Linked DNA regions of Mus musculus: region 1 is linked to region 2. Evidence: chromatin loops called from intact Hi-C (ENCODE). Cell type or tissue: heart. All regions are shown on one strand.

The links. Peaks named below come from ENCODE experiments on the same cell type or tissue, not always from the same donor. Only the 100,000 strongest peaks of a DNase experiment are listed, where the experiment ranks them.
Region 1: it touches region 2 in a loop (2.2-fold over the local background); 2 of 42 quality-filtered maps call a loop at or near these places.

Annotation. Positions count from the first base shown.
Region 1 is chr17:62,754,314-62,762,313 of GRCm38, forward strand. All of the region lies in intron 1 of Efna5 (ephrin A5), which reads right to left. Among named protein-coding and RNA genes, the nearest start is that of Gm52303, 20 kb to the right of the region's middle. In heart, no CTCF peak of the experiment used is centred here; no DNase peak of the experiment used is centred here; H3K27ac peaks cover 1,631 bases.
Region 2 is chr17:62,658,676-62,666,675 of GRCm38, forward strand. All of the region lies in intron 1 of Efna5 (ephrin A5), which reads right to left. Among named protein-coding and RNA genes, the nearest start is that of Gm52303, 120 kb to the right of the region's middle. In heart, no CTCF peak of the experiment used is centred here; DNase peaks (open chromatin) are centred at 1,316 and 3,336; H3K27ac peaks cover 996 bases.

The sequences.
Region 1 (8,000 bases), 96 kb after region 2:
TGCCCACTCTGCTTAAGGCCACAGACTAATCAGTTTGTGATGCTACGAAGAGATAGATACAATTCATGAAGTAGATGGGACAGAAAAGGTTTCTCCCAACTCACTGCACACAAAGGATTCCCTTCTCCTTTGAACGTAAAGGCATAAATCAGTAGACAGTGTTAGCTGTAGCCTGGTAACTGATAATGCTTTTAATCTGTGGCCAGTGACTACCAGCATGAAGACCATGCAGGAAGTGACATCGAAGGGGAGCGGGAGGATTATATATAACACTGGACTCTGACCAGTCCTCTTGCCACTAAAGGAGAACTTTCTGGTTAGAAGAAAGAAAGACAGATGGAGAGGAATCCTTGAGGGATGCAGAGGTGGGAGACCCATATGTCAGAATGGGCTGTTGAAACCACTTTTTTACCCAAGCGCTCTGTTTGTCATGCTATATACAGGAATCAAGATGATAAGCCACCAGCTTTTCCATAGCCACCAATTCTTAGCTCTGGATGATTCTGAGAAAGGGAGGGCATGCTAACTCCTCAGATGAATGACCTGACAGATGGGTCCAAGGGAGACAAGAATCTACCCTGGGGAAGAGGAGGGAGGCAGCTAGAGTTGTCGAGCAGACAGAGAAAACGCAAAGTGCGTATAACTCTCAAGTTTTAGGAACTTACATAAGTATGCCCACAAGCAACCACATGGTCAAAACAGAAGCAGCACAAAATAGCTATTCCAAAGTGTAGTCTAAAACAAGATTAAGAATGCACGACAAACTTGTTTATGTAAGTCTGCTAGGATGGAAAGGAATATCATATAAAAAGAATGCTATTTATTCTTTCACATATTCAGAAAGGGGGAAAATATCTCATGAAAAAGAAGGTAATATCACGGAAATGACTGATTATTCATTAAAGGGTTACAGTAATTCCATGAAAATAGTCTTACAAAGGATACACACAAACTGAAAAAACACACAATCTAACACACACACATGAAAAAATATCCATTAATCAACAAAGTATAGACAGACAGCCATTGGTTGCTGTAAATTATTAAAGCTAGTGAAAAATAACTCAGTATCCTAAATCATTCAGCAATGAAAGTCTGTAAGAACTTTACCAAAGTTTAATATACATTAAAAATATTCAACAGACTCTCATGTAGCCTAGGTTGGCTTCAAGGTCACAATGCAGTCAAGAGAGCCTTTAACTTCTGCTCTTCCTGCCTCTGCCTCCCCAGTGCAATGATCACAGGCATGCATGATCAATGTCACTGGTTTATATTTTAAAAGTATTAACTTGATAAGAATTCAAATGATAGATAAAAATAACAGTAAAAAGTGAGAAAATTATTGTAGATATCATAGGATTATAGGTTGTAGAAAAAATTATGCAATAAACCACAGCTCTTACATGTACATAGAAAAAAATATTGAAAGTTGAAGCAAGAAAGCACTAATAGCAATCATCTATGAGTCAGTATTTTACTTTAACACATTACAATGCTATAAATAGGGCTGGAGAGCTGGCTCTGCTGTTAAAGGCTAGGCTCACAACCAAATATAGACTGCTACACACAGGTTACAAGTGATGAATTTTAAGATCAGAAAATGTAATCGACATCTATATCTCTAAAAGTGGCAATGAAAGCACAATGCTCCGACAGTATTTATGAGTAATACAAAATAAGCTAGATTACAGTTACTATCAGTTCCTAGTATGGCACTGACATGAGATGTGGCTCATAGACAGAGGGTAGTGGGCTTTTTTGCCTGGCAGGCAAATTTCATGCTTGTGCACACACAAATGCCAGGATAAGGCAGACACACTTCAACATCAGGTCCAGTCAGTGAAGGGTACGAAGAAGGTAGAATCTATTTCCTTAGATGCTAAGGACACTGTACTTGATAAGAGGGTAGGGAAAGACATGAGTTATACTTTAGGACAGCTGGACAGTGGTAGCACACACCTTTTATCCCAGTACTTAGGAGGCAGAGGCAGGTGGAACTCTTGAGTTCAAAGACAGCCTCGTCTACAGAGTGAGTTCTAGTATAGCCAGGGCCACACAGAAAAACCCTGTCTCAAAGAACATTAATTTCTTTGCTATACAAGTATAGTAAGATTCTTAAATTATTGTTTACCTTTTAAGTACTTGGTAAAGAGTAAATAGCCATTTAACGGCTACAAGTTACTGAGCATTGCTTCTCAATAGAAGCAATGTGTTTAGAAAAAGTTAACATGGAAACTATTCAAGAAAAGTTAACTTTGGAGGAAAATACTGACATTTCGTTAAAATCTAATGATCTGCAACCCTGCTAGTTTCAATGGGTTCAGAGTTAATATGGGTCCTAGTTTGAGGAGGAAACATACATATGATAGCATGTTTTCCTTGTCTATTTTTTGAAATGCTTAGTATTAAGAGGCTGTTTACAAAAAAAATAAATAAAAAATAAAAAGTCGAAAGTCTCAGACTCAGGCTTTGTTTCTCTGATGCCATACTGAAAGGACATTGCCAGAGAGGGCATAAAGTCCTTTCTGGTCTAGCCCTATTTGCTCTGGTCCTGTGGGCACAGCTAGGATTCCCCAGGGACAGGAACAGTACAGCGAGTATCAAATTAGTACAAGATGGAGAAGAAAAGATAGATCCAAGGTCTGTCCTTTGCAGATACAGTGACATCAGACTCCCAGGCACAGCAACAAGAACGGTGGCTTCTGCAGAGGGTGCAGATATAACGCCCTGGGCTTATTAAATCTGCAGTGTCTATATGAACAGGGTGGGAAAGGCTGTGAAGAAGGCCATGCCTTCTCCACAGGCCAAGGTGACTCATGTGTGCCCTGGGGTGGGAAAACTATCTATCTACTTTAAGGTGACTCATGTGTGCCCCAGGGGTGGGAAAACTATCTATCTACCTTACTATCAGCCATCCTGACGCAGGCCTCTGGGCTGGCATCTTACAACACCAAGTACCAAGAAACCCTGGCAACTTTCACAATGCCTGGTTAGGAAAGTGTATCTAATCTCAGTTGTAGTATCAGTGTGATTATGGGAGGTATTTTTAATCGCCAGAGAGGAAGTAAAAAAGGCTTGTCTTACCTCAACCGGCAGCATACAGGCTTACTTGTTCTAAGCTAAAATATGTGGAAAGGCATGGGCTAAAATAAAAATGACAGCCTGGGGCCCTACTTAGGACCCACAGTCTATCAGCACAACCCAGTGACCCCAAGAAGAGGAAGCGGCCCAGTGTGGAAAGACCTACATGCTTCAGTCTCCACCTGGACAAGGCTGTGGGCCGGCTGCACGTCATTGATCTACATAGGATGGACATTCCCAGAGACCCTCCACTCTGGTGGGAGCTAAACTCTGTCAGCAGTCAAAGAAAGTAGGAAGGAAGAAAAGTTGAGGACTCCACTTTTTTCTTTCTTTTTTCTTTTTTTTTTAAAGGATTTTCAAAGCAACTCCTTCAAAGGCCTTTTTATATTTATTTTAAGGAGACATTTGAATTTAAGTGACACTGTCAATCATTTCTTTTTTCAAATATGACAATGCTTTTCTACCCCTACCTTTATCCTCACGACTTGATGGAAATGAGGGGGAAGTTATTTTCTTCACTCAGGGGGGGAATAAATCACAGAAAGAACAACTGGGTAAGGGCAAGCTATTTAAATGCTTTATTTTCTCCGTTCTTTTTAATTTGGCTGTTTTCTATTTACTTACTATTGTCATGGAGGTGCTATGATCAAATAAACTTTAAATAGAGAATATACAATTTTCCAAAGCCATCTCGACTTTAAAGAAAATCCCAGAGTAGCAGAAAGAATAACAAAGAGAAGAATATGCCTAACTTTAACCTCCTTTCCTCAGACTCCATTAAGCCAAGATGTAAATTACAATTCTACCTGCGATACCCTAAATATCAATCTTGGTGACACTATCCTGTGTCTATTTTAATATTTAATGTTTTAAAATGGGTCTAAGAATACCTAACATACGAGCATCCCACACATCCTACAGACTCTGAATTTTTTTTTAAATGTAAAATCAAAAAACGCAGAGCTATAAAAAACGCAGTATCCCCTTTACTCCCTTCTAGGGTAGTGATCTGGGGTCTCATCCAAGAGGCTGGGCTTCTGGGCAGTAAAGGTGTATGACAGAGAGAGAGGGTTGTCAGGTGGCCCCTGGAGAGAAGTCCATTATATCTGTGGGGGTCCTGACATCTGGGTAATCTAACCCTTGTTACTGAGTGAATCACCTGTGGTAGGAGGGAGGCGGCGTTGAATAGAGGCCTCTTACGAAAGCAATTAAGACCCTTTAGGAAACAGAGAAAATGGGCAATCAGGATCGCCCTCCCCAAGAGCACTTGCTGGGGCTCAATCAGTTCTGAGACAGCCAGCTCCCAGTCAGTGTGTGAGGTGTGTGGCGTTTGCTACTTAAAACACTCCAAAGAGATGCTGGGCTCAGCTCAACAGAGCTTTCAAATCTCTTCTGGGTCCATGTTCAAAACATCCAGAGCTGTCACCCAGAGTGTGTAATGTCCCTGAACACCTGGGGACCAGACAGAACCGCAGTGTTACTAGAGGATGAGAAGCAAGACGGAATCAGAGCTACTCTGCCCAGAAATAAAAATATGACCCTGAGCTTCCTATTACTCAACGGCCAACATGGCAGTGTTGCGAGCTCCCAAAAATTACTTCAGTGCCTCTTTGACTTGAACAATACGAAGAGACATAAACAGCCCAGGCTGCTCCAGAACAGCTGCTTGTCCAATGTGATCCTGAATTGACCCAGCTACAGCACTCAGCATGTCACATGGAATTTACATGCCTCGCCACGGCCTTGAGGGCAGCAAACACACATCTTAATTTTTTTCCTTTGTCCCCCTCGTACTCAGGACTGAACCTAGAGCCTAAGGCATGCTAACTGTACGAGTACCCTTTTACGGAGATACATCCTTTCTATGTTGCAACAGGGTCTTAGAAAGCTCCCGCAAGCTTGTTTTGACCTCCCTGTGTGGTCCCCAGCAGACCTCCAACTGGGATCTTCCTGCTTCAGCCTCTGGACAGCTGGGATTTCAGGCACAAACTGGTAGCGACTAAGACATTTGATTATGCTAGGTCTAAACACAAAGGGACGAACATTCTCCATTTTCGGGTATGTGAAAAGGAACAAAAGACGACCATCTCTGCTGACCACATCTCCACAATGTGATATGGTCTCTAGGGCCACGTGACACAATTTTTTTTTTTAAAGCCGCCGACCAGAAACCGAACGACGACGTCTAAAAGGGGAGGACAGTCAAACATGCATTCCAAAGCCCTGCCTAGACCTCAGCTTACTGAGGAAATTACACACCGAACCTCCAACTTACTGGAAGACATAATCAGGGCTGGGCACAAAACCCTGTGTTGGTTCAGTGCTATCGGCTGTAAGCCAGCTGTGAACAGAGCTAGAGGCCACATTTTTCAAAAACACATGCAGGACTTTTTGACGATTTAGATGTTCAGTAGACTGGGTTTGAAATTGTCTTTCTGCCGACTTGATTAAAAAGAAATCACCTGGAGGAATGTATTCACCGGAAGACTGTAGAGGCAAGACAGGGGCGACGGGAGCACGGAGGGCTTAGCAGAGAGCCCCGGCCCTGCTTTGAGGCAAGCTGCTCTGCTTTCACACTCGCATCCACTCATTACCCAAGGGTGGCGATCTGTTTCTTTCTCCTGGTGCCCTTAGCGAACCGATGCGCTCCTAGATGGTTAATTACTTCAGGCCAGGGTCAAAAACCCATGGTGGGAAAGCCACGAGGAAGGTCCTCGTTAGCTTGAGTTTAGCTCCTCAATCTTCCAGCATCGGACAGTAATTTTCAACAGGACACAAGTGCAAAGGAGTTCTGTTGGAAAGGAGGGCTTTGACGGCTCTGCAATCAACTCGGCTTCAACAGGCCTTTTGCACAGACTGAAAAGCAAGTCAAACTCAGAAAACCATTAGTTCCCCCAGCAAGACGCTGTCTCTTGCCTTCTAACACTCTAGAGGGAATTATTTCTATGAACCAAGAGAAAATTCTGACTGTAGCAGTTTGACAACAGAGGAAATGGCGCTCCTGAAATCCTGACATTAGTGTTTTGTTTCTAATTGAAATCCAGCATCAAATAAACTTGCAATCAGAAGAGGAGAGAGAGAGAGTGTGTGTGTGGACTTTGGAAGGGGGAAAAAAATGTGGTTTTAGTAGATTTCACTACCCAGAGAGATTGGGCTGTTTTCCATTTCCATTTAGCTGCACCAAAAGTGGTCACATTTTTTTTTCCCTTTTACTGAAATGGAAAGTAGAAAAGGCACCTCTCCCTTTTCCTGCAGTACAGAAAAGCAAGTGGCCAGCAGCCTCAAAAGATAATACAATTTGTAGAGGCCCTGCTCTTAGCACTGCCTGGCTGCCCCGATCAGTCCTCACCGATCAGTCTGGCCATCTTTAGCACACGCACTTGGGCTCTGACAAATGATGTCTTCCGTCTCTGAATCCATAAGCAGAAAGAAGCCGGCTGATAAACAGCGAGGAGTGGAAATGTATGCACCTTTCATAAGCAAGACAAATCACTCATTCTCACCAAATGCTTCCAACAGGAACACTAATTTTGTACTTATTTGCACAGCATATGTACTGTGTCCAAAGCAGTGCATTAAAAAGATCTCAGGCAGCTCTGATTCCATTTTGTCACCACTGTCTTCCGAGGTCTCCAAGGCAAGCAACGAAACAGGAAGCTGGAGAGGGCGGAAACACCTCATCAAATGGGTATCAGGTTGGAGGTTTTTCTGAGGCCTGTCTTTCTCCTCCTGCTCTGAAGTGGGATTATAAAAAAAAAAAAAAAAAAAAAAAAAAAAAAAAAAAACCTGAAATACTGTGGCCGTGGTCATGTGGCCATGCATCTTAAAAATCTACCACATGCCTTTCCTGTCACCAAGCAGTTATTTTTTTATTAACAACTATGAGACCATATTGTGGAGCTCTTTTTGTTTTGAGATGCAGTCACGGGGCTGCTTCCATAGCAGGGAACACTGGGTAAATTGTAAGGCTCTAGTGTGCCAGTGAATGGTCCCTTGTAGGGCCTATGTAGTGATGCATTGGTATTTCCGAAGGGCTAAGCAAGCACAGGGCACTGCATGTATACCATCCTCTGCGTGCTCTGCCATGGTGGGTAGACGTGAGGAGCAGCAAAGGACTCACCCGGAAAGGCGCAGGCTGATAAGCAAGCAGTAAGCAGACTGTTTTAATCAACCACAGAAGAAGTAGCTCTCTGCGTTACTTCTTAGAGCTTCATCCTCTGAGTGTGCACAGAGCTCATGGGCATACCGTGTAAAGGGCCTGCCTGAGCACTAGACTGCAGTACAAAAAACCAGGAGATACAACTCCCTCCAGGCCCCAGAGGAAGGTCTCTGAGGCAAGACAGAACACAAACTCCACATTCTGAGAGAGGCAGCCCCCTAAAGAGCGATGGGTTTTCAGCTGTCCTTATACGTTCATCCCTACAACAGACCTCCCTTCCTCCCACCCCCAAGCCACACATGAGCATTGTGATGTCACACAGAACCCTCCAAGTCTTCTGGCATCAATGCTCTCCCAGATAGTGGTTGGGTTTTTTTGTTTTGTTTTTTGTTTGTTTGTTTTTATTTTTTCGAGACAGGGTTTCTCTGTGTAGCCCTGGCTGTCCTGGAACTCACTTTGTAGACCAGGTTGGCATCGAACTCAGAAATCCGCCTGCCTCTGCCTCCCAAGTGCTGGAATTAAAGGCCTGTGCCACCACGCCCCACTCTGGAGAGTGGTTGTGAGTGTAAGCCTGAAGTGTTACAGTGACACACTCAACCTTGTTCAAGAGCATATAAGAAGCCTACCGTACCAGACTGGTTGCAGGCTGGGCAATCAAAAACCTGATTAGTGCTTACCCTCAGCAAGACAGTTTTGGTGGCGTCAGCTGCGAGGCATTAAGGAAAACATTAAGTAGATTGTGCGTTTCTATTAAGTCTCC
Region 2 (8,000 bases):
ATTGGCCTATATGAATTCATGTGGAATTGGTCTATATGAATTCATGGCTAAGCAAGCAAGACATAACAGGCAGGAAGAAAGGAAAACTATCTACGTTTTAGGCCTATTTTTTACTTTGACCCATATCAGCCAAAAGGGAACGTGCGTGCCAAGGAGTGACAATAGTAATATCAGCTCATAGAGAACTTCAGTTTGTAGAACACAGGTCCATGTCTTCACTAGGCGAGATGGTGTGCAAGAGGTGGCGAGGTTCGTGGACCACTTAAGACCTTTGAGTAGCTGCATAAAAATCTGACTAGGAATCAGGTTAAGAAGGGAAAGGAGACAAAATTTGGAATGTCAAGAAATTAGATGTTCACTGTCGTCATAAAAAGTATTGAATCCATCCAAAGGAAATGGGTAGGTTTGGGGGCGGGGGGGAGGCTGGGTGTGCCTATCAGTCTTTTATCCACCCATCTCCTTGATGCTGCAGCATCTATTGTCAGTAACCCCAACCACTGGCTGAGTATCTACACTTTGATGGGTGCCCAAAGGAGGGAAACTTTAGCTGAAAACAAGGTGATTTGTAAAGCATGTAATGATCTTCTGGATCCTGTGTGTGTGTGTGTGTGTGTGTGTGTGTGTGTGTGTGTGTGTGTGTGTATACACACCTCATACCAATAAACTCTTCTAGAAATTTCATACAGGGACTATATATATATATATATATATATGCACACATATATAAAAAAAAGGTCAAGATCATGAAACCAAATAACGGCAGACTGCAAAAGAGAAAATGATAATCAGGACTGTTGTTCAAGCAACGCTAGAAAATTATGCCTAGCCGAGGAGGCAACTTAAGCACCTAAGGCAGAATGAAAGTTTCTCTCTTGTCATTAAGTCCTCTATTCAATTACCATTTATCGGGGTAATTAAACACTGGAAAGTGATGCCAAGCTAATTGTTAGATTATGATAATTACATGTCTTTGCTATGCTACAGCTGATCAAAATAAGATGTGGTCCCGCGCTCTTAGCCGAGGCTGCTCTGTAATCGGCAGACTTTTGTACAGCACTGGGCCGTTTATTACTAATTCATTACAAATCAGGCAGAGAAGCTTATTATTTGTAATGTTGTCCCCCCCCCCCAAGTCTCCTGGAACAAGACTCCCAAAAGGTTAAGCACAAACTGCTGCCTCTCATTGGCCCATTTCCATCCCAATTACACAGCTGAGCGGCACTGGGTGCCTCTATTTGAGAGGGTTCAGCAGTCTGCTTCACAAAACCCTGCAGCCGCCTCTCACACTGGCAGGAACACCCAAGACTCCTTTCAGCCTCTGCCAACCACTGTTCTCTTCTGAGTTGTGTCCCCGGCAACCAGAAGCTGGCAATCCAGAGGATCTTTGGGTCTGGAGGCTCCTGTCTGCTCAGGTCAGGACCGAGGTTGGCAGGGTTTCGGTGCAGAGAGATGTGGAGAACAGAAGCTGCCTGGCATCCAGGCTCTCCGAGGCTTAACCGAGAGTGAGGAGAGGAAATCGAATCTCTCCAGCATCCTACCAGTCACCACCAGGCAGTGACTCCGATCTCTGGGACTGTGGGCCAGAATTAATCCATTGTCCTTAGTCTCCACCAGGACACAATGCTGGAGGTTTAGAAACATCTCCTTCTACACCTCCCCCAGCAATCTAGGCCATTGCCTTGAAGGCCGGCAGGTAAACAGGCACCCCCCAGTTTTTATCTTGGGATTTCTTAAGCTCTTCCCTAAAACTATCGCCACCAGAGCATGCTGTCTGTAAAACAAGCAGCAGTTTGAAGTGTATCAACCTGTTACAAAGCACCCATCGTGGTCTGCAGTCCACTTAAGACACAGGGTTTTTTTTTTCCCCTTCCATATTTGCTATATTATACACTTAATGTATCTCCATGCCTAGATGACTTACATTGATGGTCTAAACCTCTACATGAATGTATTTGAGACAGGGTCTTTATGAGAATAATTAAGTTAAAGGCGTTGTAAAGGCAGAGCCCTTATCCAATAGAATTAATACCCTTTTAACAGGGAGTATCAGATGGCTCCTCTGTTGGTCATGGGAAGATTCCTTGAGAAGGGAGCTGATCATAAGCCATTTAGATATCCCTAACCAACCCTGCTGGGTCTTGATATCAGACCTTCTGCCTCCAGAAAATAAATGTTACTTTATTACTTAACTTGTCAAATCTATTGTAGTTTGTAACAGTAGCCTGGGTAATACTGGGTCTTAAACATAAAAGAAAGTAGAGTGGTTACAAATTATAATGCTATCGGTGACTATAAGAAGAAATAATGGGTAGTAAGTTGATGGATGCAATAAAGAATGACCGAAAATGCTTAGGGAAGAGGGGACTGAGAGGAAAGGGAAGAGGGTAGCCTTAAACCACTGTTGGCACACACAATAGCACCCTGCATACAGAGCTGCCTAAAAATCTATGAGCTGTTCCAGACACAGAAGACCCTCTATTTTCCTAAACAAGGATAGTTTCACCTCTGAATTTAACTTACAGAACTACAAAAGCGACTGTGCTGTCACCCAGCAACCTTGCTGTCCTAAGGTTTCAGCTGAGCTTTCTCTTAGAGACAGACCGAATGGAGGTGTTATAGAAAAGTCACTACTCCATTTTCTCCTCCTTGACCCTGCAAATTAAAATAGAATATGATAGCACCCTTCAAAATTTATAGTAAATGTGTCTTAGCAACACAACAAACCACAAGGTACTTCTTAATATCAGAACATAGGAAATTACCATTTAATGTACATGTTGGCAGATAGCCTGTGGCTTAAAACGGGGGAACAGAGTACTATAGGTCATCACATAAACGTGGGTTTGCACTATTATTATTATTTATTCCCTGAAGTTATTAAAAGGATATTCATTCATACAGCTGACTCCTATATTTACTTTTATAGCCTGGGCCACAGAACGCTATAAGCAAGAATAACCCAACATTTAAAATAAGAAACGGATTGCTCTATCCCAAGCAAATGTAAGGGGAGGTGAAGAGACAAACAGTTCATGATTTATTTCTGAGAAACAGCTCCAAGCACTTTGGGGAATCCTCATGTACTATAACAGCTCTCCCTACCTGAATCCCGTTTATCTCAGTGACTGAGGCTAGCTGGTGTTTTTCTCCAACTCTTCATTTTAATAAACACGACTTTCAAAGATACACTTTCAAAACTGTGGTTCAAAGCAATAGAATGTGACCTTCCTCTTGAACTCCCAGAAGTTTTGGAACAGCTTGCTACAAGCTTTGAATAAGCCACTTGTCCAGGCCCCCGAGTTTCAAAGGACATGAGATACAAGGTTGGTGAAATGACATGGTGATAACGGGCAGTCCATACCGGCTGACAAGTCAGCGCCAGGAGCTTCGAGAAGAAAGGGTCACAACTGGCTTTCCTCAGCACTCAGCTGGACAATCGCAGACCCCAAAACCCCACCACATGCACATTAACATTTTATTGCTACTCAACACATTCTTTCTTCTATGAGAGAGAAAACAAAACCAAACAAAAAAAAAGTGAGCTAGGGCCAGTCACAAACTGGGCACTGATGAGCTCAGTCACAAACAGTAAATGCGTTTATGAAACCTGTGTTAGCTGCTAAGAACTTAACACACAGAAATCTATGCCCAACATCCGATAAATATGACTATAGCTCGCTATTCGAATTATTTACAGAAAAGGCCAATTCCATTTGTTGACGTTTTAATTCAACATCTGCTTCCTACCTCGTACATGCCAAATACTTAATTAAAATCGTAACCCATTTTTATATGCTAAAAGGAACCTGTAGGGGTTTTTTTGTCTACCCTAAAAATTAAATATAAAATACACCCTTCAACCCTACCTCAGAGAAATCGGGTGCAAGTAAGCAGGGGATGCACTTTGGAGAATCAGATTTACAAGTGCAGGGGGAAATACCTTATCCGCCAACAAAATCCACAATAGGAAAGAGCTAAGATATGCCCAAAGACAATAAGAAAGGCAGAATGTCATGGTCCCTAAAAGTGCTGGTTCCGGTGGTATACTAGCCATAACTAGTAAGAGTATCATGTCGCATACGCTGACCAGGTGGGTACCAAAAAACCACACTCCACAGGATGGATGAAGGGCAGCATCCACAGTTGGTACCATCAAGCCCAACCTGGCGCATGTGAGCTATGAGGGCCTGTCCTGGCTGACAGGCCATGCAATATGCTTCTTGATCTGGAAAACAAAGTAACTTCCCCTTACAGTGTTGGATTTTCAAAAGTTTCAAGCTATCCTAACCCACTCGGAGGAAGTGAATGGAAAATTTAAGGCATCTAGGAGCACATAGTGTTTTTGTTTTATTTTAGTAAATATTTCTGGTACTAAAGCTAGAAACATAGAGTTCTATGTGTGAATCACTTCTAATAGAACATCAAATTTAGCTTTGTTAACATTTCAAATCAGAGTGGTGGCTTCAACATATACTATGTCTAAAGAAGATGGATATCGCCCGGCATGGTGGTGCACGCCTTTAATCTCAGTACATGGGAAGCAGAGGCAGGTGAATCTCTGTGAGTTCGAGGCCAGCCTGGTCTATGAGTTCCAGGACGGTTACATAGAGAAACCCTGTGTCAGACAAATCAAAAGCTAAACCAACCAAACCAAACCGAAATTCATGGCTGATGATATTCAGAAGTAAGTGAAAACATGAAATACTGTCATTCCCAGACAGGGTACTTAAAAAGTTATACTCCATAGGAGGAGGCTGTGTTGGAGGAGACTGCGCTGGTTCGAAGGACTAGAAAATTTATCAGACCACCCCAAAGTGGACATATCTCTCCTGGCTTTCTTACTGGTAAGTTAGGACACAGCATCTTCAAGCACGGCTAAATAGGAATCCCAGCACTGTGTTCACAGCTACGTAATTACCACGTACACCGAGCTCCTCCCAAATGTGACTTTAACATTCTTTTTGACTCAACTGTCACAACTGAGCTAGTAGAGAAAAAGCAGTAAGAGGTCTTTAAAATAACAGTTTTATTTTATTTTAAATTTAAAAAAAATTTTTAAATTAAAATGCCATTATACCACATACACACATATCCTGCTTCCCTCCACCTCACCCTTTTCCCAGGTTACTCTCCTTTCTGTTCTGGACACTACTCATACTTAATGCTCTTAGCCCCCAGGATTTACAAGTGCATGCATGCACAAATCACACATGGTGCAAGTCCGCCAACAGGGAGCCTGCTTATTTCCCCTTGATACTCCCTAGTCAGTGCAATTACCTTAGAACCTTGCTTCTCCACCAAGACAATAGTGAGATATACAAGTGGATGTGTTCTGAGGGACCCTGCCATACAGATGTTGGCTTCAGACTACAAAGTATGTAACATCTCCTTTGAAAACCCTTCAGGGAGAATTTCAGTCTTACATAGTGTTGCTTCCCAGAAATTTAGGTAGCAGTCCAGATTTGATTCATAAAGGACTTCCCTTTTCAGGGGCATCCCAGTGCACGTGCGTGTGCGTGTGCGTGTGTGTGTGTGGGCGCGTGTGTGGGCATTCCCACAGCCCTGCCCTCTGAGAAGAGTGTCTAGGAGAGCAGAGATTGAACTCCTGTTTTCCTACGAAAGTCAAGCTGATTGTGTTATCGACTGTCTGCTGCATTAGCAATTTCCAACTGAATTACAAACTGTTTCCCTGCATTATATTATTGCTGTTGTTCAATACCATTTTCATTGCCCTAATGAAACCAAGCTATATAATAAGACCATAAAGCGCTGGCCACAGTTAAGCATAATGGAAGGGAGCGAAGGAAAGATCTATTTTTAAAATATGCAAAGAAAGAGATAAGAAGTGCTGATACTTGGCAGTCGTGATTTTCTTTATTCCTTTTTCATTTACTGGGATCAAAACAACATGGACAAATTAATTATTTTTTTTCCTTACAATAGTACAAATAGTGTTTTCCCTACAACAGAATTTCTAGAAGACGCCCTGAATAGTGAAAGTTTCCCCAAGTAAAATCAAAGGGAAAAAAAAAAAACAAAAACCAAAATGCCAACCCATCCCCCCTGAATTTCATACACATCTTTAAAAATAGCTACTCAAGCCAGAGTATTCTAGTATCATGAAAGAGGACATCCAAAGTCTCCCTGAGGAGCAGGGTTCTCTCATCTGTATGTGAGATTTCTGGAGAAGTGCCAGCTTAAAACCATTAGCACGTAGCTTGCCGCCCTACACTGAATCAACCAACAACTCAGATGACCCAGGGCTGGAAGCTGCCCATGTAAGATGGCAGATCCATGCCCCACTTTTCTGCCTTTTATACAAAGGCAATGAAGATTAGCTGGCAGCCCTTTCTATACCCAGCTGCTTTGGGGTGGATAGATGTGCAAACAAGGTAATGGAAGGGATAGACAAAGTGACAGCAGATGTTCTGAGTTCACTAGTCACGTTGTGATTGGAAGCCTGGCACTTAGGATATCTGTGCTAAAGCCACTGTACCCTGAAAGGCACCCAACAGAACTGGGATGCTGGGGAACGCAGCACCTTGTTATCATACGCTATGCAGGCCTTGAGTTGAGCTGGTAGTGATAGTTACTGAAACTGCTATGTAGTTCAGCAGGTGATCAGTGACTTCCCTGGTTCTAGAAACATCACCCCCTGACCCCCCATTCAATATCAGAAAAATCCTCCCCGCTGTTTCCTCAGTAGATTCGGTATGAAGGTATAGCTCCCTCCTAGTATCCAAATGTGAAGATCTGAGCCTCATTTCACCACGGCACATTCTAGTCATGGAGCCAGGCCCTCCAGAGAGCTCTGTTGAGTGTTCATATTTCTATAAGGAACACTGACAATAGAATCTCCCATGTGGACATATCATGCTGAGTTCTACACACTGTATTTGATACATCGATCTAATGCCAGCAGCTCAGAGCACTCTCCTCAATGCTCAATTTACTTGCAGCTTCCCACTTCTGCACCCTTGAACAAAGCTGAAAATAAATCAGGGTGCTATCTGTTAGACCCTTTCTCAATAGCGCGTATGACTTGAAAGATGAACGAGAATACATATTTATCTTTCCCTATTAGAGTGCTAATTTATGCAAGTCTGCCTTTTGTATCTATTGATTTGATTCTTGTTGTCTCATCCTCTGTGGTCCATTAGGATCCTCGCTGACTTAACAATAATGCAAAGTCAGACAAAATCTGTATAGAGTTTTACATGCTCGCCCATCTACAGCGCATTTGAAAGTTTACATAAGCAAAGCAATGCAAGGAGAGCTTGCAGGAGGCTTGAAGAAGTATTTCACCTCATCACATCGAGAAGAAAACCTCAGAGATGAGGAGAATACTTATGGCAGAACCTCTCTTCTCAATTTTAAATAGTTGTGTCTGAACAGTCGAAAAGAACCCTGCGCTTCAGGCACACGGACATTAAAATAGAAGCACAATTAGAGATTACAGATTATAAAACCAGTAAGCACAGCTGCTACATGCAGGACAGAAACATCCTTTTCCAAATCTACTTGGCAACACAGTTAAAGTTAGAAGTAAAATTTCCTTTACCGTGACTGGAAAAGAAAGAAAGGAGGAGGAATGAGAAGGAGGAAGAGGAACAAGGGGGAGGAAGAGGGGGAGGAGGAAGAAGAAGAGGAGGAAGAAGAGGAGGAAGAAGAGGAGGAAGAGGAGGAGGAGGAGGAGGAAGAAGAAGAAGAAGAAGAAGAAGAAGAAGAAGAAGAAGAAGAAGAAGAAGAAGAAGAAGAAGAAGAAGAAGAAGAAGAAGAAAGCTTAACCACCAGAGGAATGAATTCTCAGATAAGCTTTTTTATTTATTTGCTTTTCATCTCAAATAACTTTTGGTTTATTGCTTCACTGGGAGATAAATATATATCCCTACATAGCTTCAATGTTAATTAGCCTAAATGCTTCCAGTTTATAGGTTCAAGGAAACAAATCTAATTTTAGACTTGAAAATAAGTGACAAAAATATAAAATGGCTTAAGCT